7 separate regions of the Mus musculus genome follow, and regions 2, 3, 4, 5, 6 and 7 are each linked to region 1. The links are chromatin loops, found by intact Hi-C in ENCODE. Cell type or tissue: left cerebral cortex. All regions are shown on one strand. Region 1 overlaps Gabrb2 (gamma-aminobutyric acid (GABA) A receptor, subunit beta 2). Region 2 has its middle 25 kb from the start of Mir146. Region 3 has its middle 440 kb from the start of Ccng1. Region 4 overlaps Gabrb2 (gamma-aminobutyric acid (GABA) A receptor, subunit beta 2). Region 5 overlaps Gabrb2 (gamma-aminobutyric acid (GABA) A receptor, subunit beta 2). Region 6 has its middle 380 kb from the start of A230004M16Rik. Region 7 has its middle 29 kb from the start of Ccng1.

Evidence for each region. Peaks named below come from ENCODE experiments on the same cell type or tissue, not always from the same donor. Only the 100,000 strongest peaks of a DNase experiment are listed, where the experiment ranks them.
Region 2: it touches region 1 in a loop (5-fold over the local background); 4 of 42 quality-filtered maps call a loop at or near these places.
Region 3: a loop joins it to region 1, with 7 times the contacts of the local background. A loop is called at or near these places in 3 of 42 quality-filtered maps.
Region 4: a loop joins it to region 1, with 2.5 times the contacts of the local background. A loop is called at or near these places in 3 of 42 quality-filtered maps.
Region 5: a loop joins it to region 1, with 2.0 times the contacts of the local background. A loop is called at or near these places in 3 of 42 quality-filtered maps.
Region 6: it touches region 1 in a loop (3-fold over the local background); 2 of 42 quality-filtered maps call a loop at or near these places.
Region 7: it touches region 1 in a loop (4-fold over the local background); 7 of 42 quality-filtered maps call a loop at or near these places.

Annotation. Positions count from the first base shown.
Region 1 is chr11:42,421,232-42,425,231 of GRCm38, forward strand. It overlaps Gabrb2 (gamma-aminobutyric acid (GABA) A receptor, subunit beta 2), which reads left to right. Exons shown (of 9, transcript NM_001362647.2): 1 at 1-195; 2 at 321-412; 3 at 1,350-1,417. The coding sequence starts at 119. Among named protein-coding and RNA genes, the nearest start is that of Gm34591, 2.0 kb to the left of the region's middle. In left cerebral cortex, a CTCF peak has its summit at 2,234 (motif pointing left); DNase peaks (open chromatin) are centred at 57, 786, 1,083 and 2,220; H3K4me3 peaks cover 3,176 bases; H3K27ac peaks cover 1,401 bases.
Region 2 is chr11:43,347,655-43,351,654 of GRCm38, forward strand. No RefSeq gene overlaps it. Among named protein-coding and RNA genes, the nearest start is that of Mir146, 25 kb to the right of the region's middle. In left cerebral cortex, CTCF peaks have their summits at 1,158 (motif pointing left) and 2,165; DNase peaks (open chromatin) are centred at 1,133, 2,167, 2,495 and 2,794; H3K27ac peaks cover 1,181 bases.
Region 3 is chr11:41,191,802-41,195,801 of GRCm38, forward strand. No RefSeq gene overlaps it. Among named protein-coding and RNA genes, the nearest start is that of Ccng1, 440 kb to the left of the region's middle. In left cerebral cortex, no CTCF peak of the experiment used is centred here; DNase peaks (open chromatin) are centred at 1,316 and 2,407.
Region 4 is chr11:42,526,897-42,530,896 of GRCm38, forward strand. It overlaps Gabrb2 (gamma-aminobutyric acid (GABA) A receptor, subunit beta 2), which reads left to right. Exons shown (of 9, transcript NM_001362647.2): 5 at 2,516-2,598. Among named protein-coding and RNA genes, the nearest start is that of Gm34591, 110 kb to the left of the region's middle. In left cerebral cortex, no CTCF peak of the experiment used is centred here; DNase peaks (open chromatin) are centred at 1,542, 1,791, 2,226 and 3,427; H3K27ac peaks cover 3,693 bases.
Region 5 is chr11:42,519,766-42,523,765 of GRCm38, forward strand. The region is part of intron 4 of Gabrb2 (gamma-aminobutyric acid (GABA) A receptor, subunit beta 2); the gene reads left to right. Among named protein-coding and RNA genes, the nearest start is that of Gm34591, 100 kb to the left of the region's middle. In left cerebral cortex, no CTCF peak of the experiment used is centred here; DNase peaks (open chromatin) are centred at 2,488 and 3,732; H3K27ac peaks cover 913 bases.
Region 6 is chr11:41,332,021-41,336,020 of GRCm38, forward strand. No RefSeq gene overlaps it. Among named protein-coding and RNA genes, the nearest start is that of A230004M16Rik, 380 kb to the right of the region's middle. In left cerebral cortex, a CTCF peak has its summit at 1,837 (motif pointing right); a DNase peak (open chromatin) is centred at 1,967; H3K27ac peaks cover 310 bases.
Region 7 is chr11:40,782,491-40,786,490 of GRCm38, forward strand. No RefSeq gene overlaps it. Among named protein-coding and RNA genes, the nearest start is that of Ccng1, 29 kb to the left of the region's middle. In left cerebral cortex, no CTCF peak of the experiment used is centred here; DNase peaks (open chromatin) are centred at 408, 1,034, 1,441, 2,075 and 1 more place; H3K27ac peaks cover 4,000 bases.

The DNA.
Region 1 (4,000 bases):
CCTTTGATGTTTTGGTACGCCGTGCGCATGCGCTCCACATTAGAATTACTGCACTGGGCAGACTAAGTTGGATCTCCTCTCTTCAGTGAATCCCTCAATCCCACCAGAACCTAAAGGGATGTGGAGAGTCCGGAAAAGGGGCTACTTTGGGATTTGGTCATTTCCCTTAATAATCGCCGCTGTCTGTGCTCAGAGGTAAGTGTCCCTTTCCTTTCTCACTTGTCAGGGCTCTGTCTGCATACCTCTCTGTGAGCAGGGCTGTTGAAGATGCCGTGCTGTCTTCTTTATTCATTCCTGGTTATTGTCATTTTTTTCTTTAGTGTCAATGACCCTAGTAATATGTCGCTGGTTAAAGAGACGGTGGACAGACTGTTGAAAGGCTATGACATTCGTCTGAGACCAGATTTTGGAGGTAATGGGATTGCCTTGCAAATAAGAAACAGCCCAGCTCCAGCCCAAGCTGTCTTTTGGGCTTTGTGTGCACTCTCTTTCCTCTCCTTAGTTGTGGGCGCATGTGATGTATAGAATGTTTTCCTATTTTACCTTGCTGAGAAACAGATCCAAACTTAAGCCAGTTTCTGTCCAGCACTTGAGAGGTCTTTCAAGAAGACCCCCTTAGAGTGTGACCAGACTTTGTAACCGCTCTCGTTCTCCTTCACCGTGATACATCTTTGTTCCCAGTCTGAGGTTTCTTGAGATACAAACCTCTTAAGTTTAGTTAACAGTGTGCCCAGCCGGGGATGTCTTATAATGTGAGTATTTTTGAGGACACAGTGTGCAGGCGGTTGGCTGAGAGGTGGCTTCAACTCTCTGTGCCCATCTACTTTAGAAGAGTTCTGGCCATGGTTTAAAGTGGCTCATGTCGGGATTCCACCCAGCCCTATATGCGAATGGCATAGGGGAGAAGGGGTTCTGGGGAATTGAGAATAAAGATAGCAGAGGAAAAAGGGGCATCTCTCCCTGGAGCCCCAGATATGCTAGTGTGGCCATTTAATTTTGCTCAGACTCTTAATGGAATTAAAGAGTTAAAACCTACACACAGAAGTGGGTGGGGAAAAAAAGAGGGGGTTTCAATGCAATCTACACGAATCCCTAGGGCTCTGTGAGTTGTAGGAATTCACATGCTGAGACATCAACATGTGTAGACAGAGCTGGCAACATTGTCTGACCAGCACATGTGTGCATATTCCTAGAAGAGTATCCCCACATTCATACTGCAAAGATATGGGAAAGTAATGAATATATGGATTAGCTCTACAGAGGGGGTTTCTTTAGAGTTCCCAGTGACAACTCTTCGTATGAATGACTAAGTTCTGAGAAGTCACATGGCTGACCATCTTGGTTTGCAGGTCCCCCTGTGGCCGTAGGAATGAACATTGATATTGCCAGCATTGATATGGTTTCTGAGGTCAATATGGTGAGTATTAATGCTCATAGATACGTCTCTATAATGGGGACTGTGTGGGGGCTGTGCAGTTGCTGGGGGGGGTGGAGTATGTTTGAATATGTGTATAATGTGGGGACAGGAGAATAGTATATTGCTCTGGAATTCATGGCATGTGTAATTACAAAACAACTGCTGGTTTTTTGCACTTTTCCCAATTTGGATCCAATACAGAGTGAGTAAAGTATCTCACACATTCACTTGTACAGGCAGCAATATGCTGGAAGGCCCCCTGCAGAAGTGATGGCTCTCACAGCTTCCTGAAAGCCTCAGTTTGTCGAGTTACAGTTCTGTGTTTGGGGCTTAGTCATGGTAAAAGGAGCATTTAAATGTGACTAAATAAATAAATGAATAAATAAAACAACCAAACAAAAACCTACCAGGAAGTCTATCATACAAACTAAACTCTCACAGAGTGACTAAGTAATTAGTTCTGGGGTGTTGATGCCCACTTGTTGCTTTAGGAAATTGATTCCTAGTACTTAATGACATTTGACATCTCTGCCCCTCCCACCACCTTCCATCTCCTTTAACCCCTTCTGCTAATCCACTGAAATCAAATAAAAAACTGGCCAGTCTTTATCCAAAAAGGCAAGATTAATACCAAGTGTACTTTCTTACTGCTCCTGCAACACTAATCATTATGTGTACCAAGCACACACAACTTATTGTCAGCAACACTCAGTCTTTGGACAAAGGATAAGAAGAGAGAGAGGGGTGTGAGAAGAACCTGTGTTCTCCAACAGGGAAGCACTTTTGGGGGGGTATGCTTCATGCAGGAGCGCCCCCTGCTGCCCACGTTGGAGCACTGTGGACATAACATGACAAGGACAAGTGTCCCAGATTCCCCCAGTTAACTCAGGGACATTTCTCCTGTAAATTCTCTCTCTCCCTCTCCCTTTCCCTCTCTTTTCCTCTCCCTCCTTCGCTGTTCCCTTCCCTTCTTCTCTCCCTCCTTCCCTCCCTCCCTCCCTCCATTCCTCCCTGTTTCCCTCCCTCTCTCCTCTCCTCTCCTCTTTTCTTCTTGGCAGTGTATCTAGATCAAGTGAGCCTTAATATTCCAGCAGTCCTTTCAGATCTGATAGCACACAGCCCATTTCATATTGTTCTATGACATCCTCCTGTCTTCCTGTCTTGAGACTGGACAAATAATTAAAGACAGAGATGAAATGTGTAAGCTTTTATACAAACACTTCTAAGCCAGCCATTGGGACATAAAATTTAGGGCATACTAATTAACTCAAGAAATTTGAAGTATTAGGATTTAGCCTGGCTCTCACCTAAATTTAACAGAAGTTCTCATATTCCCAGAATTCAAAGTGGCATCTAGCATATCAGTTACAGATGCTGGGCAATAACAATCTAAAGGCATCATAAGATTCTGAGCATTTTTCAGAGACTCTGGGGGGATCATCAACTAACTTAGCAGTGGTTTAATAACAGAAAGTTTATAATCTAATAACTGGGAATATTTTTATTGTATGATACACAAACACAGAAGAAAGATAACATTGGATGACTTGAATATGTTGAAGTTGTGTCCTAACCTGGGTACCTCTACAATCCCAGGTACTTGGCTCTAAATTGAATTTCTAATGTCAAAGTTAAATAGAAATCAATTAAGGTTTTATATTTTCTACATATGCTTGGTCAGACTTGTATCTCATTTATTATTTTAAATTTTTTGCTCATCTTCTTCCAATAAAGCTTTATTTTACTAACTGCTTTTTAAAGACATCACAAAGTATCTCATAGAAAAATATTTATGAGATAAAGCAATGCTCACAAAATGACTCCAGGTAACTAAAATAGGTTGGAAATGACTTGAGGGTATTATATCCTTACATGGCATAGAGTGTTAAACCTTTTGTTCTCTTCAGAAACTTCAACTGACCTTTTCCCCCTGCATGTACCATTTTGGAGTGGGATCAGAGGTGGACACAATGCCAAGACCTGCTAGTCAAAATATAGATCCAGCTGAGGCAGGGTGTAATCACTTTGAGCTATTTACTGTTGCAGAGAAGTCATGGGATGTCGAAAGTGCAAAAATAAATGTCAGCTTGTAAATGGGACAACAGTGTAGCATTAATGATTTGAAGCAGGTGTGAAAAATTCCAAGCCAGACTCCTTTCTTAGCTTAATGCTGACACCAGTGCATTTGTCCAGCCACACTTTGGGCTTCCAGTCTTACTGACCTAAAATGAATCCTCCAAAACAGTTTTGTAACACATATAACTACTATTTTGTTTCAAAATATGGTTATTCACTTGGAAGCAACAGATGAATCAGGCCCCCATTGGTAACTCACTATGAGGCTTGTATTGTATCTAGTGCAAAGGCCTACCAGGGTTAGGATGTTTTGATTATATTTATTATCTAAAGAATGATTTTTTTAACTATTTAAGTGAAATCTCAAGGTTGATTAATGCCCTTGTTTGTTCATATGGCTTGTGACCTATTGTCTCTGGTAGCTGTAACTTTTATTATTGTGTATCTGCCTTTCAAGAATGGCATTCCACAGACCAGTCACATATTTGAACTGCAGCAATATAAGTG
Region 2 (4,000 bases), 930 kb after region 1:
TTGAGCAAAAGCTCTACCACATGGCATTGTATGGAAATAGTCTTGCCTGGCCATAAATACGATCTATGACAAGGCAAAAAAAAAAAAAAAAAAAAAAAAAAAAACCCTTCTAGACCAGCGCTTCTTCTCAAACTGTGGGTCAAATGATCTATTCATAGGGATTGATATCAGATATCCTGCATACCCAATATTTATACTATGATTCATAACATTAGCAAAATTACAGTTATGAAGTAGCCACAAAATAATTGCATGGTTGGCGTCACCACATGAGGAGCTGTACTAAAGGGTCACAGCATTAGGGAGGCTGAGAACCCCTGACCCAGCCATGCCTTGCTCCCAGTGGACTTTCATATCTACTCCATTCCAGGCAGGCAGCCTGGGCTGGCTCAGTAAGTTCTGGTTCAGGATAAGGAAGGAGTTGATGTGGATTTCAAGACAGCGTCAACGATCACAGATGCTCACTAACTTCTGCTCGCAGACCTCACTACCATCAAAGGGTGCAGACAGACACAGAGTGAGTAGAAAGAGCCAAAAAAAATACCTCACTCACCTCTTACCAAGCTTCTACCTGAGGTTTTTTTTTGTTCTTGTGTGTAAAGTGCGGCCGCCTGTAGAAGTACGTAGATCCCAGTGTGGGGATGAAGGAGCGGATTTAAATGCCTCATGGGAAGGAGTCTATAGAAACCACGTCTGCCATCTTTGCCCTTTGCCTCTTGGATTTAGAAAGGATGATGATGCCCCATCATCTCGCCTTTTGTGAAGAAGACATTTAAGCCCAGGGAGAGGTAGTGGGTTAGGCTTCTTACAAAAGGTCACACACTGTCTTGGAAGCGGAGGCTGAGGTCTTACAATTCCCAAGAACTTCTTTAAGAACTATGAAAGGTTAATTCTTATCCGAGATGCCTCTTGCTTTGTTTCATAGGCAGTAAGATCCTACATCAAAAGTCCTAAGAAATTTCTTTTCGGGCACTTTGGTGCATGAGATCATCAGAGTAAGTAGGCACGCAGTGCATCCAAGATGAGATACAGAGATGTGAGATTCAGAACTTGAACTGTGCCAGCCTCACAAGCCCTGTTGTCTTGCTACCTGCCGGCTTCTTTTGCTGGCTTTCTTTAGTCCTTTGCTTTGGTGCTCCTGCCCCCTAGTGGCCAAGAACTGTACTGCAGCCACTCTCTGTGGCCCACTCATTAGGCAAAAAGGAGATAAGTCCTTGCAGGGCCACTGTATCTTTGTCTATAAAAACAAACCTCGCTGTGATTTAAAATAAAACAACAACAACAAACCACAAACAGATAACCCAGCAGTATCCACAAAAACATAGCTGGGAAGACAGCTGAAGCTGAGTACCAAAGATTCTAGTTTGAAAAATAACAAGTGTATATCTGACTTAAGGACGGTGGAATGAGGGGAATTCTGGGAAGTTGTGCAGGGGAGCCTAGGATAACTTAAAAATATCAGATGATGGCAGTGTCTTAGTACATTCCAATGAACACCAAGAGAAACACTCAGAGCCTTGTCTCCCTCCCTATCCTTGCACCCATTGGCCTCCATCCTCACACCGGACCTGCCCTCACTTGGCCTCTTAGTCCTGCCAGACCAAAGCCCAGAACTCCCACAGGCCATGGGCTCATCCCTGTGTCTATGAGAGAGAACATGCTAATTTTCATTCTGTTGCCGTGATAAAACAATGACCAAAAGGAACTTAGGAAGGAAAAAGATATCATCTGGCTTATGCTTATCACAGTCATGGGGGAAAAAAAAACAAGAACAAAAACTACAACACCATAAAGATAGGAACTCAAGCAGAGATCATGGAGGAACGCTGCTACCTCATCTACCCTTCATATATCTCCAAGGACTACCTGCTTAGGGATAGCGGCAGCCACAGCAGACTCGGCCCTTTCTATATCAATAAATATGCCATACAGTCATGTCCACGAAATAGTACGATAGAGAAAATTGCTCAATTGGAGTGCTTCCTTTCTAGGAGACTGTCAAGCTGACAAAACTAACCAGCATGAGCCAGATAATTCCCAGCTCCAAGTGAGTCATGAAGACCAGAGGCCACGCCCTCCAGAGGTCACGCCCTCTTGAGGTCACGCCCTCCTGAGGAAGATCCAGGAGCATTCTCTGGGCATAGATGCCTGGGAAGAATCACTAGACACACAAATTCAAGAGTGGCGCTGTGGAGTAAGCGACCTTCAAGGATGTCACAGCTATTTTTTCTCATTCCATTATGATGTAAGGATTTGTAGGCTGGGGAGACTGAGGTGGGAAAAGCCTGGAAAGCTCCCTAGAGTGAATCCCACCGTAATTCCTTCCAAGAAGCATAAACAGGGGCCAGTGCAGCAACACCCAGAAAGCCTGTAACCCCAGCACTCGAGAGCTGAAAGCAGGTCAGCCTCAGCTACATAGCAAGTTTGGGGTCAGCCTGGATTGCATGAGACCCTGCCTATAAACAAACCAGAAACAAAAAGCCAGCATGCCACATAAGAGCCTTCAACCCGTTCTGGAGAAGAAGGCGTGACATCTACAGCCCTAGAAAGCAAGCAATGACTTTGACCCTCTGGAAGCCACAGGACATAAAATGACTGGCATTTGATAACACCACTAAAATGGAACATTTCTATTCCCAAAAAGACGGATACTGTCAATAAGATTCCTTTTTTTTTTTTTTTAATCTGATTAAACTTTCTCTTTTGCTGCTTCTTTGTATCTCTGGTTGAAATGGAGCAGGATGCAGGTTACCATGGTGACGGCTTTTTTTTTTTTTTTAAACAGAGCTCAGGAGCTCTGGCTGTTGGCTGTAAGACCCCAAGCAGGAAATGGGGATATCAGGGTGAGCAGAGGATGAGAGGGACAAGAAAGAAAGGCGCAGGACTCATCCCAGGGTGCTGTAACTTCTCCAACTTGTTCTGTGACACAAGAATGGGAGTCAAGACTCAGCTGCCTCATTGGATGAAGGAAGCAGAGGCCAAATGTGTGTGGGAAACGTACACATCTTAACCTTTCCTTACTTGCTCCTTTTTGTGGCAAATAGACATCTGCTTTTGCACCCCTTCCCACTCTTAGTGGACACCTTCCACCCAAGTTTTGGAAAGCCCACCAAAAACCTAATCCAAAGAGGCATGATAAAAAGTTAAAAGTACTGAAAGCAAGAGCCCCATCCCGACCCCCACCCCCAGGAATTTTCAATGGAAGGGAATTTGAGGTTGCCAGTCCCATTGTTATCAATTCAAGCAGCTTTTGCCTCACATGCCTTTTCTGGTTTCTTCAAGCCCATCTAAGAACAGAAAACAGAGAGTCTTCGAGAGGCTAGGGCTCCCCATGGAAACCTGACAATCAGACATGGGTCAGAGAAATGACTGACAAGAGAGGAAAGGAGTTGCTGAGAGAAGTTCCCAGGGCCCTTCCAAATTCCAGGCCAGGGAGATAGGAAAATGGAATGGATAAAGCCAGAGAAAAATCGCTGATACAAAACCTGTTGGGGGGTGTGGGGTGGCTGGAGAGATGGCTCAGTGGCCTTCCAGAAGTCCTGAGTTCAATTCCCAGCAACCACATGGTGGCTCACAAACATCTGTAATGGAATCTGATGCCCTCTTCTCTTGTGTCCAAAGAGAGCAACAGTATATTCACACATAATAAATAAATCTTTCAAAAAAAATCTGTTTTGGATTCTCAAACACTGATGGCAGCCAGCTGGGGCAGGGGTTGGTACCACTGGCTGCTTTGGTGACCTTGTCCCCACAGACCGCAAGAAGGACATTTATTCATACTAGATCATAAGATTCCTTGCCTCTGCTTCAGGAGCTGTGGAGAAGGGTTGATGCAATCTATCCAGCCCTCTTCACTTGAACTTTGGAAGTGTGTTGCAATACCAAGGCAAGAATATCAATAATAACATGGGCTGAGTGCTTGCATGGACATTGTTCAGGGTCAGTCTGAAAATGATCCCATAACTTAGAAAAGCAGCTTGCCCATGCACTCATGATCACC
Region 3 (4,000 bases), 1.2 Mb before region 1:
AGATAGAAGATTTTAAGAATCCTAAAGGAAGTAGGTTTAGGGAAATATCTAAGCCTATAGGGAAATATCTAAACCTACAGAGTCCCTGAATATTTGTCCTTTGGAAGAATGAGGTTTCCAAGGGCCCAGACATTTGGAGCTGCACACCATCAGAACCATGACTTTTACTTTTTCGGAGAGCTGCAAGTTCATTGCTTGCCATGTAGATGCATATTGTGTAACCCTCCTTCCCTACTTCCACACTTTCAGATCATCAAGTGAGTTAATTGAACAAAGGACGGCGAGCTTGCCAAAACTGGAGAAACTGTTCTCTGACCTTGAAAGTAGTTTTAAGTGTAATCTAATTTAAATAGTCCCAGAGCCTCTAGATAAATATAACTTGGTAGATAAATTGTATTTTGGCAGTGTAAGAAGTAAAACTCATTTTAATATATTTATTAAATACATATTTAATTTATTTATGATTAATTTAATGCATTTTCTAAGAATTAAAATTTATGTATTTGGGAGGGTCAAAGAGCCAAGTTAAGTAATTATTTTTCCCTCTAGAAGCATTATATTAATTTTTATTTCTCAAATGTTGTGGTTCACACTAGTGTTTATGTGTTAAAATGTTTGTGTTTCAACTGTTATGTCTTCCTTATGGCATGGCAGTCCTGCATGCATGTGAAATGTCACAGTGAGGTGAGGTGTAAGTAGATGTGCCCTGGATGAAGTAAATGATAGCCTGGTATTCTCTGTACAACACAGATACTGTACCTACTGGCAGTGAGTACATGTGCACCTATATGATCCCTCTGTCTTCAGACAGTATGCTTTCTCTCCTTGAAGTTTCTCAGTTCTCAAGAATTTGAACATATATACCTTGACAAAAGGCAATAAGCCCTGTTCTCTCGTGTCTAAGTCCTAGGCTCTGATAGCCTTTTACGGTGATTTGGTTGGGAAGAGAGAGACTTTTGCTCTTCTGTGATGGCGAGATTGCATTTTACCTTTGCTTCGGAGGCTGCCATTTCCTGCTCAGAATTTCAATGGTAAACTTACTTCATTCTGAGTAATAAAACTTGTACAAATCCTAACTGTTCAGCCACTTCTTCTGTCCCCTGTGAAATGCACTAACAACTTGAGAAACGGAGCTAGGCTTTCTGTTTTTGCTTTGCATCCCGAGGAAGGAAGTCAAATACCAAAGCTCCTCTGTTCCTTCGTCATCTTTCAGGAGAACACACTCTTGAAATCGACAGAGAGATGTGAATACGGTTTTTATTTTAACCCTATTTGATTTAAACCTGCAATTTGGCTTACAATTTTCCTCTGGCCCTATCAGCCGGGTGTTCTCGATTAGAGAGGAAAGCATACCAAAAATAAACTTGGCTGACCTGCTTGCTGCTTAAGTGACGTTTCGTATCATATGCTCACCAGAAATCCATATCTGTGAATTCAATATCCAACTCTATTAAGAACATGGAATGGGACCAGCTACATAAGACTGTAAAATACTGAACTTCAAAAGATGTTTGGTCTTTGGAATACTGGTTTAAATATAATGAACGGGCTGTCTGTCAGTGAATGTCTGGTAGGAATACTGTAAGGTGATGTATTTTAGATTCCAATTCAGCAAAGGATCAGAATTTATCTCTGTAGCAGTATGACTTCTCCCAGATTTCTAAGGTGAGGTTTAATCCTGGGGGTGATGGCGTTCAGGAGTAGTGCCCTCAGGTCATGATCAGGCCAGGAAGGCTGCTCTTCCTAGAGATTATTATAAAAGGGCTCGAAGGGACAGATGCTTCACTTGTGCTGTTCTGCCATGTGAGGACCCAGAGAAGCAGCAATGAGGAGCAGCTTGAACAATGCTCTGAAGTTGACTGTGCCATGTCTCAGACATCCCACTTTTCACAGACATGAGAGATAAGCTATCACAGGCAATTCCCTATTCTGAGGGATTGTAGGGCTGTTAACCTAATCTTTGGCAACCGTGTTCTAAAATGTAGACCAGTTATGCTTATTTATTTCTGAATGTGAACTCTCTGGGATTTGTCCAGACAACGGTAAATAGAGGAACTTGACTTTGTAGACCCTCAGTATGGGTGGTGCTTTCTCTAACCTACATTTCAGAATTTGCTCTAATAAGGTGAGGCACTGGTCTCTATTGATACTCTTCACACAGAAGTAGTTTGCAGAGATAGCTTCAAATATTAACATACCATTTTATAGTTAACTGTAAACTGTAGCTGAACCCTCATTTCAGTAGGATAGAAAAGCAACTCCTCACTTGTAGAGGGGTCTTCTTGGATTTCAGCACCAGGGAGAATGAGCCACCCAGCTGAGAGGGGAAGAGAGGTACTACAGATGTGCCTGTTTCAGCTTTTCTTAGGGCAGCCCACACAAACATTTCAGCCCATGACTCATCGACTTTCGTATTCCTAAATGGGATTTTATTTTTGCCCGGTTTTAAAGAACTTCTGCAGCCAGGATTTAATTTTTTATTTTGCCAGTGAATGTATTTTGGGGAACAGAGATTTTAGGAATATTGGTACAGTGGGACATTTTTGGTATGTGGTGAAATGCATGCACACTCTTTTCCTGAGTTAAAGGCAGAAAAAGCCTAAGACCATGAAAAACTTGTGCTTAAATACAATGTTCAAAATATAAGTAAAACAAACTTGGTACAGGTACCTTCCCAGTTTATTTTGTAAGAACGGTGGTCATCCAACTACTACTACGATTTTGAGGTATTAGTGAGCATCAATATTCTTTGAACTATTTACAAAACTTTAAAACAACATGAAAAGTCTTGATTTTTTGTAATAGATTCTGATAACTTCATTAATTTATACATCTGTAGTTGAAGGAAAGCCTATGTTAACTGTAGCTCTGAGGAGAAGAAAATGAAATGATTTTATTATTTGGGTTTTCTTAATTCTATCTCTGGTCTTCCTGGTAACATAAGAATTTTAAATAAAAAACCCTCTTATTATAAAAATAAGATGAAACTGGAAGTAAATTTCTTTCTTTTTAAAAATAAATATTGTGTTACATTTGGTGTGTGTGTGTGTGTGTGTGTGTGTGCGTGCGTGCGTGTGTGTATGTGTGTGTACAAAAGTGTACCATGGTATACATGTGGAGGTCACAGGGAAATCTATCAAGGTCAGTTCTCTCCTTCCACACTGTTGAGAAAGAATATCTATTTATGAAAAATAATGTTTTAAAGTAAAACATATTTCATATCAGAAAAAGTCGTGAGCACTGATCAGAAACATTTTGCCTAAAAGTGTTTATCTCTTTAGGTAGAAAGCCATTTCCAGTTGATCATGGTACAAGAATTGGCTGCCTCATGATGGAAACACTATATGCTTCATTTCTTGAGTAATGAAAATAGCAACAACATCAACTCTGAGGATACTGTCCAGTGTCCAGTAGAGAAAGAAACCACCAGAAATAGAATTGTGATGGCTTCCAGGCCGTTGTTTAAGTTCTTGGAATCTGAGTTCTCATCATGGGGCAATGGAATTTTCAACGGGTAACTAGTTGTATCACAGTCATTATTCAGGCCATGTGGGGTTTTGTTTTTCAGAAGTGTTACCTTTCAAAAGCAAATGATGAGAAGTGACAAGTGGATAATAGAATCTCATATAGAAGTTTCTGAATCAATATTGGCCAGGATAAGGTAGGAACTAGACAGACTTCTGGTCAGTAAGATACAAAACAGCAGGTAAGTGAGTGCAGTCATTAAGGATGGAATGTAATTATGGGGAAAGCTGCCAGGCCCGGAATATCACAGGCTCTTCTAAAACACCTCTGTGCTTGGATTTGTGACCTTTCAAATCTGACATGTGCATAAGCAAATGGTCTTGACTGTTGGCTTGCTCAGCTAGTAGACATTAAAAAGAAACCTCTATATCTCCGCACACTGCCCATGGTTTGGCAGAGTGAATTGTACAAGAATAGCATTTTTATTTTATCTTTTTAAAAAAGATCCTTAGATTCCATACCTATTCTAATGGTT
Region 4 (4,000 bases), 110 kb after region 1:
AAAAAAGGAGTAAAATAAATAATAAATAGTATGAATATTAGAAGAAAAAAATACTTTTGTTGTTGTCGTCATTGCTGTTACTGTTGTTGTTGTTTACACAATGGCTTGTGTACCCCAATCTGGCTTCAAACTTACTACATTTGATCTTAAACTTCTGGTTTTTCAGCTACAGTCCTGTTCTGGAAATAGAACCCAGGGCTGTATATATGCTAGGTGAGCATTCTATTGACAGAGTTACAGTGTCAGTCATCCTTCCTTTCACTTTATTCTGAAAACATGAAGAAAACACATTCCTTCTGTAATAGCATCAGGGGACTTGTTTATCTTAGTGTATACAGAATAGTTCACGGTTATTAATTGGTATGAATATGTATTAGCAGAGGTGTGAACTACAAGCTGTAGTATTAATTACAAACTTCACCTCAATTACACAGCTGGCTTTCTGTACCAGTTTCTCTTATTTTTTGAAATTGTAATTACGTCCCTGAAACAGTCTTGTCTTTTGTGTTGGTTTACCAGACTCAGTAAGTTATTTGCCCTAGTTTCTAGGGAGAGGAATCCACGTAACGACTTTCCAGAACAGCACTGGCTTATGGCTCATCTACCATTTCCTAAATTTCATTTCCTCTTGTAAACTGTAGGTTAGAGGAAATTCAGAGTGTATCAATCTATAATGCCATACAAAATTTTAAGAGGAAACAGTAGGCCAAGAAGAAACCCATCCAAGTACCATGTTACAAGAATATTAAATGTGAATATTCATTTTAATGTAATTTGTAGAATTTAAATGCAACATAAATCTCATTGAAAGCTGAAACAGTCAAATTGATAAAAATAACCTTAAAATAATTTTCTTCATGTAATTTAAATTGATTAAATTCCATTTCTTGTTCAACCTACAAAAGGGACATCTCTAACCTAAGACACAGTGCCATTTTCAGTCAAAACAGACTTAAAGCAATAAAATACTCTTCCAAATACAAAGTCTTATAATGAGCAAATCTAACTGCTTGCCTCATTATAAATTAATGTTTTTTCTCGTTCAACCGATATTTATTGAATGCCTTTGCCCTGAATTGAACAGTCTATGCTCATAAGCAGCTTAAATTTTATTGAAAGAAAAAGACTCTTCTGAGAAAACAATTAACAAGCTAATTCCAGATTGTGGTAATTGCTTGAAGGCAGTGAACAGAAAGCCAAGATGGAGCCTAAGTTAAGACAGTCACTCTGGATAGGCTGTTCTGTAGGAGCTTCTCTGAGAGGGAAGGATTTGAGTGATGGAAGGGAGGGGAACAAGGGGGGAGGTGTGTTATAGACATAGAGAACAAAGGTGGGGGTGGAAAGGCATTGTGAGAAAACAATAGGAGAGGCTAGTGGGAAAGGAGAAGAGAAACAAAACATGTGAGAAAGAGTCAGCCAAAGTCAGTTTGGATTCTCTTAGAATAGCCACTATATTTTTCACAGATGAGATGTACTCTGTGTTTTGTGTGGAGGATGGAATCAGGGACACAGATGGAAAGGACTGAGGTCCAGCTTCTGCACTGTCTTGTAGGGGAACCAATGGGGACAGACTTATAGGAGAAAGTGGGATAGTAGAGAATTGAGGCAGAGCGACCTGCAGGACTCACGAAACAAGGAAGAAATCAATAAGAAACCTGCTCTGGGAAGCATTTTTGTACTACAGAAAAGAAAACTAAATTAAGAAACATCATTATGAATAAGCAATAACATATTCCCAGTCTACACCTCCAGTTTTTCAGATTCACCCAAGTATATTCCTGGAATGAGGCTCCGTGGCTTCTTGGTTTAGTTCCATATGATATAGGTGCAGTTTGGAAAGTACAGTCTAGGCTATTTCCTCCAGAGTAGAGCTCTGTCTCATTTTTCAGTTTCTAGCTGAGCTCTGAGCTCCTACAGTTGAGCAAAAGTAGGTTGTCAAATCCAAAAATATGAACTTCCATTCTTTCTTCTCTTTCTAAGTAGCCAAGAGTACATCAGATTATTTAGGACAAAATGATTAGGCATAGATAGAAGGCTCATGTGGGCTGTATATTAGTGAAGATGCTTACAAAGTACAGTATGGTTTTAAGCATAAAAAATTATGGATCCAAAGTAATCTTGGTAGAAGATTAGACTTTAACATTTTGCAAAATGATGGAGTAAAGCAAATGTGAGAGTCATTAGAATATTTTGTCACCATCTCCAGTCACCTGAGATACAACTAGAATGCCCCAAAGGCACTCTGGAGACTTCAATGAATTGCATTTGAAACACATTTAGGTAATTTTGGTTGAAGTTGTTAGTGACCCATTGAATACTTACATAATCAAATCTCTTTAGGAGCCAGAAGAAGAAGTGTGAAGGAAAATACTTTCCAAAAGAAGATCATTCCCTTGTATGGATGCTAAGGCTAGGATTAAGTCTCTAAGAGGGTTATTTTTTGTTTGTTGTTTTTTTTTTCTCTTCTGCACTTGGCATTAAGCACTAACAACTCATATTGCCAATTCTCTTCTAGAATCACAACTACGGCTGCCTGCATGATGGACCTAAGGCGGTATCCACTGGATGAACAAAACTGTACATTGGAGATTGAAAGCTGTAAGTGTCGGCAGATCCAGCCTGGCTGGACTTCATGTTTGAGGCTCACCTTAGGCATGCTAAGCAGGATCATACTTCAATCAACCAATCAATGATCTTGACAAAGTTGCTAGAGTAGTATTTGAAATTTGGTCCAGGCAAACATTGACACATTCTCTCCACCTTAATGCTGTCACTTTCTTACATCTATCTCGAAATCCTTGAGAACATGTTTAGGGAAAAGTGTGATTTGTCAACAAAAACAGTACTAATACCCTGGAAGGAAATCACAGACTGTTCAGGCATTTGATTTGGTACGAAATTGGTGCAAAGGTTAACACAAGCCTTAGAAAGAATGTGAAGGTGACAGCATGTGATAAAATGGCCCAGTTGTCCTTGACACTCATGAATACTATCCCTTATAGTTGATAAGTGAATGTGGAATGTGGCCATGAAGACTGACTGCATTAGGAACGTCAGACTATTGCTTCTCAGCCTTTTGGCTAAGATCATGTGTAAGAAGGTCGGACTGTGGAGTTTGTTTGCTTGTTTTTGCTTTGAAGCAGGATTGTCAGAATTGGAAACTTAGCTTCTGGCAGAAGGCCAAAGGCCATACAGGAAGCAAGACGTGTGTGTGTGTGTGTGTGTGTGAAAGAGAGAGTGAGACTATGAAAGAAAGAGAGTGAGCAAGCATGCCTTTAGGTGTGAATGTTGATTCTATATATGATGCTGGCCTGTTTTGTAATGTGTTTGCTTTTTTAGCACAATGGATTTCATGATCGTGAGTTAGTCATCTGCCATGCTGGGGGGAGGGGCTAAAATGTTGATTCTGTAATCTTTCTGCATCCTAGACATCTGCATTTAAGGGTAAGGAGAAGCTTGAGTCTGCTTTTTCCACCCATGCTTTGGAGCACTTTTGTATCTTATCCCAGTCCATAGTTAGAAGTTGACCATTTTAACTCAGTGTTCAGTACAGCAAGAAGCTGGACTGTGTGATATTTTCTGCCTCCGAGAAAAATTTTAACTGTGGCAAGCAGCAAGAGTCTAAATCACTGCTCTGAGCAGACAGAGCATTTATGAAACTTTGTGCATATTTTTACTCATTTTAAAAAGACAGCTTCTAGGGGTAATTAAATTTACACACACTTATATAGAAACTAATTGCATGCTTATATTCTAACTCATCGTTATTTCCAAATTACTTCTTCACATTATATAAAACTAGTTCATTTAGCTGGCCTATAGGATTTCACTGATTAATTTTATGTAAATATCTTTGAGATGGCATTGCTTGTTACATGTGCTTAACTTGTGGTACAATATTTCTCAAAGACCAAATTTTTAGGCAGTTTCAGATGCTCAGTGGGAGGATTTCTTGGAAAAAAAGTTTGCTTTTTGGTGCCACTTTATTTTATTATGATTA
Region 5 (4,000 bases), 99 kb after region 1:
ACTTCTAATCTTCCTACCTCCACCTCCCCATGGTGAGACTAACACATGTGTACCAACAAGCTTAGTTTTATGCAATGCTGGGGACAGAATCCAGAGATCTGTGTTTGCTAAATAGGTATTCTATCAACTCATCAATGTACTACACATCTTTTATGATATTTTTGACTAATTCTATCATAGTAATTTTATTAATATTATTATTAATCATTTTATTCATTTACATTTCAAATTATATCCCTCTTCCTAGTTACCCCTTCAAAATCCCCCATCCTATCCCCTCGGTCTTTCTCCCCTTTGCCTCTATGAGAGTGTTCCTCAACCTACTTACCGACTCTTTCCTTTCAGAGCTAGCATGCTGCTATGCTGGGGCATTAAGCCTCTACAGGACTAAGGGTCTCCCTCAATAGATGTTAGATAAGGCCATCCTCTGCTACATATGTATCTCGAGCCATGGCTCCTTCCATGTATACTCTTTGTGTGGTGGTTTAGTCCCTGGAACCTCTGGGTGGTTCAGTTAGTTGATATTGTTCTTTACATGGGGTTATAATCCCCTTCATCTCCTGTCCTTTCCCTAGCTCTTCTATTGGAGTTCCCAGGCTCAGACTGATAGTTGGCTGTGAGTATCTGTATTTGTATTGGTCAGGTGCTTGTAGAACCTCTCAAGAAACAGCTATATCAAACTCCTGTCAGCAAGAACTTCTTGGCATCAGCAATAGTGTAGGGAGTTGGTGACTGCAGATGGGATAGATCCCTAGGTGGGGCAATCTCTGGATGACTTTTCCTTCAGTCTGTGTTCCACATGCAAACTTACAGTGCCAAACTGCTTCTTTAATTGCTCAGTCTTCATATATTAAGAAAGATTTCCAGTATTTTCTACTCTTTTTAAGAGTGTTTTACCACATTATGTGTCTAGATCAAAATTCAGCTCAACATTCGCATGTGTTTGTATACACATACATGTGCACATACAAATATACACAAAAGCCTTTCTGTCTTTGCCAAGTCACAAAGTTTGTTCAACATCTCTACATATCGGTGTGATTTCACACTAATTCACTAAGATGAAATTTCAGGAGTCAAGGTAAGTACAGTAGATACGTCTTGTTTGCTGTAGTCAAAAAATCCTTGAGAAACGTTATACCAGCATGTCCACGGCATACAGGACTGCATCTATTTCTACACAGTGTCTAGATATTACACTTTTAAGTTTTGTGGTGATTATGTAAACAGTAATAATCGTGACTTTGATATACATGTGTGGTTACTACTGATATTAATCATTCTGCCAACAGCTTTGTAACTATTTTATATAAAATCTAGAAATAGTAAAAAGTACCACGTACCTAAAACTATTTTGCTGTTGAGGTCAGGTGGCAGAAATCCCTGAGATGGTAGCATATATGGATTTTATTGGAATCAGTAATGAATTGCCAGTATGCTGTACATGATACCTCATTGCAGATGCAGATGTAGTGCATGTGAACTATGCATGATGATAAACAGTTGGTCACTTAGATTTTTTTGGTCTTATAAATTCACCAAGATTCTAAAGAATGGGAGAGAGTGATGGGATGAGAAAAAATGAACCAAAGGTGTTTTTCTGTTTTGTTATGCTTGCCTGGCATAGTCTATAGGTGCATAGTAGGCTATGAGGGGCTGGTTAAGGGCCACTTCAGTCCCACCACAGTCTTGAATGTTTCTTGTGACAGCAGCCATTCTGGGATTGCTGCCATCTTGCATAGAATACAATGTAAAGTCTTCCTTTTAAAAAAACCTTCATCTAGCTTCTCTTCACAGCTGATGATCCCAAATAAATACGTCTCAGGGACAGCTTCAAGAGAACCCAACCTTAGTTAGACTAGACAATGCCTGAGTCTATGGGGGGAGAGAGAGAAATACTACAAATAAGCACCCAGAATTCTAATAGTGATAGATAAATGAGGCAGGAATGGGTAAGTGAGCACCGTCTTAGAGGTAAAAGGGAGGGGATGAGGAAAGAGGTTGGTGAAGAGAAGACCAGGAAGGGGGATAACATTTGATATGTAAACAAACAAAATTGTTAATAAATATAAAAGAAAAAACACAGGAGGTGAGCAGTGGCGTGCAAGGAGCACAATGTTAGCCGCGCAGTGGAGAGGCCATCTTAGAAGGGCTATGATGAACAGATACCAGAATGACAGGTAAGAAATTCCTCACTTAAGACAGAGGGAAAGGGATAGCCATTACCTTGTCTCCAGATTCTTAACGCAGAGAACTCCAGAAAGGAACTGTTCTAATTTTTGACAGCATAACTGTTAGCGCCTCTGATTTTAAATACATTTCTATAATGTATTCTATCAGTCAAGAACCCAACAGGAAACAGATGGTACACCAAAAGTGGGATAATTTGAGGATGCAATAAAAGGACTATTTACAAAGAGATGAAAAAACATTACCTCCTAACTACACAGGATCAGCAGGTTGCCATCAGTGCCCTAGAATTCACTTTTCAAAAAAGTAGGGAGGACTGGATAGCCCATGGGTCCAGCAGAAAATGGGCTTAGCATCCCTGGGTTTTAACTTCCCTTGGATCTCAGTTTCATGTCCTGCTCTCCATTCCCTGTGCCAGACAGCCAAGCTTAGAATAGATTGGGAAGTCCAAATAGACTGGTTTTCAGGAAGACAAAATTCAGGGATTAGGGTTAGAGGGTACAATCAGAGAAGCAAAAGAAGGCTCCCACCTGTGTAGTTTGCATTTTAAGCTATACTTAGAAGGGACCAGAAAGAAGGGAGGAGACACAGCTGTAGTTGGAGGTTGGTCTGTTCTAGGCAAGTCCTCAAACATCTGTTAGCTATTTAAAAATATAAATAAACTGGCTGTGATGGCCCAAAGCTTTTGGGACTCCAGAGGTAGAGACAATCCGCTGTGACTTTGTGGACAATCTGGTCTTTACTTAACAATTTCTTTACTACCTAGGATTGCAATCTATATGTCTATAAAGGAAGGAAGGAAGGAAGAAAGGAAGGAAGGAAGGGAGGGAGGGAGGGAGGGAGGGAGGGAGGGAGGGAGGAAGGAAGGAAGGAAGAAACTGATGAATTGTTCTGAAATGGTAGGTTTCTAATGTGTTATGCAGAAAAAAATAGTTGATTATTTTAATGGATATAACATCAAAAGCACCCAGTATATTGAATCATCATTCTAAATTGTGAATAAAGTTCAATTTTAAAATAATTCAGAGTTCCGATTCTTATTGTAAGCCCCCTTTTAAAAATAAATCATGGTTCTATTAGATCTCTTACTGTGATATAAAATCAAATTTCAGTTAAATGATAATCAAATTATGAGATCTTTACTTGTCCTTGTGCCTCTCACTTCTCTTGATGTAAATTTTATGAAGAAAATATAAGACTCTAAGATAAACATAGGATTTGTATGTAAAACTACAAAAAATGTAGTATAGGGAAGATGGGGAAAGGCAAGTAAGAACCTAGGTTGGGACATTTATATTAATGTTTGTGATGAAATGGGGTTTATGTCCTTACAAAATGAGAACTTGCATGAGACTTCTCGTCGGATTCCAGAAACAGGCTATTTATTTAGGGAAATTTCTTAAATAATAGTGTCTGCATTTGTGGCAGAGACCTGGGTAGCCCTTTAATGGTCACAGCATCTTTGCAGAAAATGAAAGAGTCACGGAAGGCCAAACATCTGCAGAAGAGCACAAATAGCTCTAATCTGAAATGCATGATTTATCAAATGGGAACATGATTGCCAGCAATCTTACTTTTTTGGGTGATTACAAAGTTGAGCGTAGTAGTGCATGTGACTCTATAAGAGGACTTCAAAGGAGCTTTTAAAAACAATTATGCAAGAGTCTTGGAGATTTTTAATGTAAGAACAAGGCCTTTGGAGAGGCTAGAAAGACATACAAAAAAAAAGTGGGGAGGAGCTAAGGAGGACCTTCAATCAGAGGAGAGAGTATTAACAGAGACTCCTTAGGGAGATGCTTGTATTTACTTG
Region 6 (4,000 bases), 1.1 Mb before region 1:
ACTAGGCCATCTTTTGATATATATGCAGCTAGAGTCAAGAGCTCCGGGGTACTGGTTAGTTCATAATGTTGTTCCACCTATAGGGTAGAAGCAGTCTTAAGAAAAACAAGAGAGCATCTATGCCCTCTATTAGGCTGGGATATATCAGTCAGGTATCTGTCCCCATGCATGTTGGCTAGCACCAGCACCTGTAGGAAATCTTCAGTCTATGTTTGTTTATGGTCTTTACAGAAGGTTGATTAATGGGGAACTTATAGGTCTTCAAACAAGTTACAGGCAGACTCTCATTTTTGGAGAGATAATGGAGCTGAGAGGTGATCTGAAGGACCTCGTCCTTGTTAAACATGTGTTGGGGCTACATGACTGACTACGACAGCCTTGACTTCCATGGTAGCCCAAGTTTATTTCCCACGCTTTACAGTAACTAGCTGGGTTTGCACTTTGAAAATATAACCCAAACATTTCCTGTTTTAAAGGGCTAGGCTGAATACTCACCATGGGAAACATGCCCATGAGGTTTGTTTGTTTGTTTGTTTGTTTTCCTCTCTTCACTATGAATGTAAATCCATCCTGGCCCTACTTCACTGGGTTCCAGTCTCAGTATCCCCTCTCTCTTCATTAAAAAGTTCCACTGGATCTGATTGCTTTTCTTTTTATCAAATTATCCCCTCAAATTTTTATGTATATATTATAGAATTCAAAGAAACATTAAATTTTTTTCACTCAGTTTTAGACCCACAGTATTTTCAAGTGACTATCTTATTTAAGGAAGATTCCCTGTTTGCTTTGTTAGTCAGCTTCCTCTTGTTGGGATAAAATGCCTAAGGAGGAGAGATTCATTTTTGACTCACAGTTTAGCAGGTTTTATTCCATGTTTGTTCTGATCCTTTGGAGGCACTAGATGCATAGTTCTTCATGGCAGCAAACCTTGTGACACTTGGAGCCATGCTTCTTGCAGCATTTTATTTTCATCCAGGTGAAGAGGGAGAGAGTAGAAAAGTGGAAAGATCACGAGAGAAGAAAGAGAGGAAAGGAAGGGGACTGAGCGAATGACTGACACAGAGAAAAGAGATGAGATATAGAGAAGACACAGATGGAGAGAAGGGAAGAAAAGAAAAAAAAGAATGATGGAGAGAGAAGCAAGAAAGAGCAGACCTAGGGTGTTTGGTGTAATGTTTATCAGACTATGTGGGGGTATTTAAAAATATTTCTTTGTGGTTTTCTATCTCTGAGTTTTCCTGAGTTCTTGGTTATATTAAAGTAGCATATCCTTCAACAACCATATGATTCGGGGAGTTTTATTTCATCCTATGTTTTGAATTTTAGTTCTCTCAAAACAATAGTATGCCTTGCAGAATAGCTCTTAACATTAGTAAACTCCAATCAGTCATCTAATTTCTGGGACTGTGCTGTAAATAAAGCATCTAAATTCTAATTGCCAAATTCAAGGTCACAAAGAATTTTCCAATGATTATTCTTAGGAGTACAATTTTAGTGAAAGAAGCTCTTATGGTTACTAAAATGAATAAGCTCAAACAAAAATTCACACATAAAAAACAATGATGATTATTTTATAAGACAGTTAGCAGATAATTAAATATGTGTAAAAATAACATCAAAGTCATTGAAGGACATTCATAAAAACACTCTTAAATACAACGTTAGCCAATTAATGATAAACTGCTTCATCATTAGTTCTTCACAGGCAATAGGACGGGTTCTCTCCCACTGTGGGTTGATAACTTGCAATATCGTTAATTTACATGATATATATAGAAGGAAAAGAGAAGCATTTTTAACTTTATAAGGAATATACATTGCTAGCTGCCAATTCTGACTTATCTTAGCCAGTAGATGTCATTCTCTCTCTATTTTAATATGGCTTTCCTATCTTCCTTTAGTAGACTCTTCTTGAGACATGTTATGAAACTGAGATTCATTTCAGCCTGCTTTTCTCTTCTTCATCTTTCCCAGTTAGTATCTTTGTCTCTTCATTAATAGGAAGAGGACTAGAGTCCAAAAAAAGAGGTCATTCAGATAGCTTGCCTTACTGAGGGATATTTCCCTACATATTTAAGACACTCGACAATGCTGACTGAGTGTCAGAGTGGAACATCCCCTAATGCATTTTAGGTACTGACAGACACGGAAAAAAATCTATTAATAATGCTAGCAAGTTGACAAGGAAATCAAGATCTCTGAAAGCACTAAGAGGATTTCTTTTAATATGTTATGCACCCTTTTCCATGTACAGTTGTAGATGTTATCATTTCCTTAAAATGACCTCGGCTTATCAAGACCCAGGCAACTGGCATTTCTTAGTATAAAGCATTTGCCTAGTGTGAACAGGGCCTTGGGTTTGAACCTCAGCAAGGCAAGGGTATGTGAGGATTTAGAAAGAGATATAAGTAGAACCTTTAATGAGGCTGTTAGTTTAAATAGCCATTTATTTTTTATTTTTACCAAGAAATGAGAAAAAATATTTTCTATAAGGATTTCTACAAGAATACCCAATCACTTTGAAGGTATATTTTCAGAATTTATTTATTTAATTACCAAAGTAAAGTCTTTCTTTGTATATTGGCCTGGCAGGGAACTATGTATGTACTTCATTTATGCCTCACTTCCTACCTCAGATTTCTGAATGCTGGAAATACAGGCATGAACTACATATGACAACAAACTCTGAAAATTTCCTTCAATGAGTGCCTATAGCTTGTAGTACACACTGCTAGTCTACTTTGCAAAATTATAGAAACTGTTGAGACTACACTTTTGAACTTTGAAATAAGATTATGCATGTTAAACCCAAACCATGCCATTTGTTAAGCCTTTGAGCTCCTAAAGGCATTCTTCTGATTTTCTAGAAATAGCTTATCACAAATAAGAAGCATGGATGTAGTTTGATATGATTTTCTATAATTCTGATTGTAGAATCCATGGGGTTATCTATTAGTTCAGAACAAGTTCACGTGTTTTTCTGTCATGTCTCCCTGAATAAGCTATCAAAATTGAATGTGTGTTGGCTACAGAGATAGTTCAGAGGCTGAAAACCCTTGCTGCTATTGTAGAAAACCTAACCTTGGTTCCCAGCACCTGTTCTGGAAGGTACACTGTCTCCTGTAACAATAGTTCCAAAGCATCAGATGTCTTTTTTGAGCTTCTGACTATCCTGCACTCACATTTGTCCAAATAAACATACACACAGAGAGACATATTCAGTTTTTAAAATTGAATGCTACCCATCTTCTTGATAATCATGTTACACTTCCCAAGCTTCAACAGCTGAACAAACTGTAAAACTGTTAAAATTTAGAAATAAAAAGAAAGATACAGGGTTTACATACAAATTAAAATACAGAGGTGAATTATGACCTCTTGTCTACTAAGCCATATATGTTTCCTTGGAAACAAGAACATCAAATTTCCCCAGCAGTCCCTGTTGTGAATTATTTTAGAGAGCAGCAGGAGCCTCTTTTATGCTCCAGGGCATAGTGGCTGATTCTCTAGGCAACAGTTTGGATCTTGTGGAAGATACTTTCTTTATGTCAACTAATTAATCCTTTTCTGTGGGATTTAGGGGCAGAGATTATGAAGATCATATGCACATCTCTAAGGCCTGAATCGTAAGGTTAAGTATACAAAATTCAGTCATTTGCAGCAGAAGTGATCTTCTATATCTTAAATAGGAAACCTGTAGCCAAATGGACAGGGAAAAAAAACTTGTCATTTATAATCTCTTTACTGAGAAGATTAGTGCCAATAATAAAGAAATTTCTAAATTTATCTATAATCTCATATTTAAAAGGGATTTAAGATATGCCCTTTGGGTGGTTAGTGTTTTAAGAATAACATAGTATAATTTGGTCTCCATGGTTATATCCAACTACATTTGCAATATGAAAATAAGGTTAATAAATGAAAATAAGGTTTATGATATTTATTGTTAAATCTGTACTGTGATCTTATGCTTGAGCAAATCACTGTTAAAGTAATAAAC
Region 7 (4,000 bases), 1.6 Mb before region 1:
GTCAACATTCTAAATCTAGTAAATAATAGATCTAGATTACACAGCCTGGTTTGTGTACTATTAATTATTTTTACAGAGGGCTTCTGCGGGCAAATCAATGGTGGCATCTGGAACCCCTTTTTCTTATGCACACCTTCTCTTTGGAATAACGAACCTAAATTAAATACTTGTTTTAGTCTAGGATGATGGCTAAGGAAGCTGTGACATCTCTTTATGACTTTCAGTTTATTTTTAATTACATGGATATGTGTATTTTTCTGCATGGGTATGTGTCTATGAATGTGGTGCCCACAGAAACCCAAAGAGGTTGTAAGATCCACTGGATCTGGAGTTAAAAGTGACTGTGAGCTGTCCGAGGCACTGTGAACCAAACCCAGGTTCTCTGCAAGAAGAACATGTGCTCTTAACCACTGAGCCATCTCTCCAGCCACCTACTCAGCTCATTTTAACATACTATCTTTTCCCTTTGGTCCCTTGGCTGTCTATGACTAAAAACTTATTGAAGAAAAATTAACAGTCCCGTAGTTAGCATATTAAATAGACTTTTATCCCTCCTGCCAATGTTGAAACAACTAATTATCAGCCCTGGTTGGGAGCAAGGACATTTGACCTCTGATAGACCAACAGAATTCTTCAAAGAGGAAAGGAAGAACGAGGTCCCCTGCTCTCTCAGTTTTTAGTCATCTGATTTAATTGACCAAGAATAGGATTTGGTACTCAAGTCTTCACCGATGCACAGCGTTAGAAATAATGATTACAGCAAATCAGGGCTCATGAATATGCAGTTTATTTCTGCTTTGAGACATTTCAGTTATCTAAATTAAAAACACAAAATTATGGATTGCAAAGAAAGCAGTAGGGACTTTTTTATTTTATTTTAACAATTGGAGAATATCACTGGAAGTGAAGTCTTCCTGCCAACCTGAAACACATAAATCATTGTGCCAAGAGAAGGATGCTTTTCTAAGTGCTGGCTTTAACCCTACCCCCACTCCAAAATATACTTAAAAATAGACCATGGGAGCTTTAATTCATGTGGGTTTTCTTTTTCTTTTTTGGTTGTGAATTTCACTTTCAAGGCTATACATTCCAGGATTGAATCTAACACCAGCTTGTTCACAGGATGTTCCTTACATGCAACATCCACGCTCAGAAATTCAAAAGTAAGAGATTGGTTTTGGTGCCTTTTCCTTCCTGAAGCACCATTCCCCCCCCCCCCCAGAATCTTCTGGAATGTTCTAACTCTTACTATCTGAAGTCGCTGTAGTTTATTAATATTGACCCTATAGACCTATACCTATGTTTGAAAAATTACCTCTTCCATCTGCTGCTTCATGAAAATGGCTCATTTGATTCCGTCTTTATTCATTACCTTTTGAGGCAATCTGGCTAGAGAGTGGAAGTGCATGTGTTAATGTTTCATAATGAGTCAGGTTAGAATTGTCTTTTTCTAAGTTAAGTTTGCTAACCTCATTTCTCTGAGCAATGCCAGGCAGTTACTATGTGGATAAAAACAAACTTAATCATGTGACAAAGTAACTAAATACAAGACAGTAGGACTAAAATGACCTGTGCGTTTGTGATAATAATTAAAAGAATATGGAATTTCGTGGTACACAGGAGAGATACAATGGCATAGCTGGTGATTTTTTGCATTTCCTAGTGAGAATGGCTTATTCTTGTGTGCACTTTCTCTCTTCAGTCTCAGAATCTTCTCTCTTCACATGGCAGCTGAGGCAGGCCCTGCCAGTTAAAACATGGCATTTGGGATCAATGACTGATTTTTCTTAAAACAGGGCGAGTCTAATGAAACCATGATGAAGACTGGCCCATCTAGTTAGTAATGGGTGAGGGTAGAGATAACCCTCGTTTGCAGGGATGGTTGTTTGAAATGAATAGAACAATTTATGCGAAGAGAGTTGCAGAATCAAAAGGAGAGGTCCAATTCCAAATCTCGTGGGCTCACCGAAAGGCATAAGCAATCCTGAAGCAAAGTACGTCTGCTGGTTGGATCGGGCAGGCTTGGAATGAGAAAGAATGTGCTGAAATGGAGAACATTCCTTGAGGCTTTGCAGCGTTATTTCTGCTTCAGCCATATGCATCGCAAAGTCTTCTTACATAAAACAGCTTGGCATTTGTCATTGTAAATGCATATGCTGGCACATTTGTCATGTTCTTTGCATTTCTGAGTGAGCCTCTGCTATTGATGAAGAGCCATCTTTCCTAATAAAAAAGATCACAGTATCAAAAACAAAACTGGGTGCTTATTTCCTGAGTGATGCTACACCCCTAACCATGCTTTGCTTTTATGTTTGCTTGCGCTTTCACGTGAGCTTGCGATGACAGCAATCTGAGATTCCCCAGGCTGTCTTGCAATCTTGACAGCCACTTTCAGTGAATTCTGCTTTCTTGCTACCTACTGGTGATAAAAAGCAAATAAGTTTCATGCCCAAATTCAGCACTGAGCAGGTAGCTAGGACTCCTACTGTCCTACCAGTAAAGTAGCCTTTAAGAGACACTGGTGGCTGCTGAGATATTAGGAAGAACAGATTTATCATCTCATTTTCTTGGCTAGGTGGGATGCCAATGCACTTACAGCAGCAATGGTGAGAAGCTTTGGATAATCTCCTAGGCAGAGGAAGCATCCTGATGGTTACCCGACACTTGGAATCTCACAGAGGCTGAGATTCCTTTGCTTTCCCCATGTTATCCTTACTCTCACACCATCCTGAGTAGAGCAAAACACATGGATCCAGGTAGCATTGAAAGGAGGATCATGGCAGACATTAGAAGTAGGACCAAGCTAGTTACCAAATGGAGTAGGCTAGAGGAAGGGGGAAAGCCTGACCTTTGTCCCCAGCTTTTTTGATCAACGAGCATAGTTAATTAGAGAAATTAAATCATCACAGCCCAAGGTGTCCTGAGCTAGTTTACTTGAGGTCATGTGTACATCACAATGAACAGCCTAAGTTGATAGCTAAGGCTCTTACCTGGATAATTCCTAAGTTACACCAGGAGCAAATCTAGTTTTAACAGAATAAAACAGATGAGTTTTGAATCTGTGTCACAAAGGCAATTTTCTCACTTAGTGATTTTTATTTGGTCTGAAAAGAATCAAATAACTCTTTGTGAGAGAAAATACAATAAGGAAGTAGCCACATTGTTGTTATAGGTGACACGTCCTTCTCTTCTTTCTCACGTGTTTGTTGCCTAACATAGATTTCTATGGTTATTGTAATAAAGTACCACAAATTATACAATGGGTATTTATTGCATCGTTATTCTGGAGGCTGGGTGTGCAGAGTCAAGACGTTGGCAAGAATGATCCCAGCTCTGGACTGGGAGGGAGAATCAGTGCCATGCCTCTCACTGACTTCTGGGAGTCATCTTTGATGTTTCTTCTCTGGGGGGACTGCCTTAGTCAGGGTTTCTATTCCTGGACAAAACATCATGACCATGAAGCAAATTGGGGAGGAAAGGGTTTATTCAGCTTACACTTCCATACTACTGTTCATCACCAAGGAGGTCAGGACTGGAACTCAAGCAGGTCAGAAAGCAGGAGCTGATGCAGAGGCCATGGAGGGATGTTCATTACTGGCTTGCTTCCTCTGGCTTGCTCAGTCTGCTCTCTTATAGAACCAAGACTACCAGCCCAGAGATGGCACCACCCACAAGGGGGCCCTCCCCACTTGATCACTAATTGAGAAAATGCCTTACAGCTGGATCTCATGGAGGCATTTCCCCAAGGCTCCTTTCTGTGTGATAACTCCAGCCTGTGTCAAGTTGACACAAAACTAGCCAGTACAGGGGACCATCCCATCACTCTTGTTCTCTGTCTTCACATAATATTTTTTCTATACACTACTCATATTAGAGCCCATGTTCATATCCTCATTTTAATTTGGCTTCCTTCACAAAAGCCATATCTTCTGATAATTCTGAGCACTCTCACTCTCAATCTCTCTCTCTCTCTGCATGCTTGTATATATGTATTTTATGA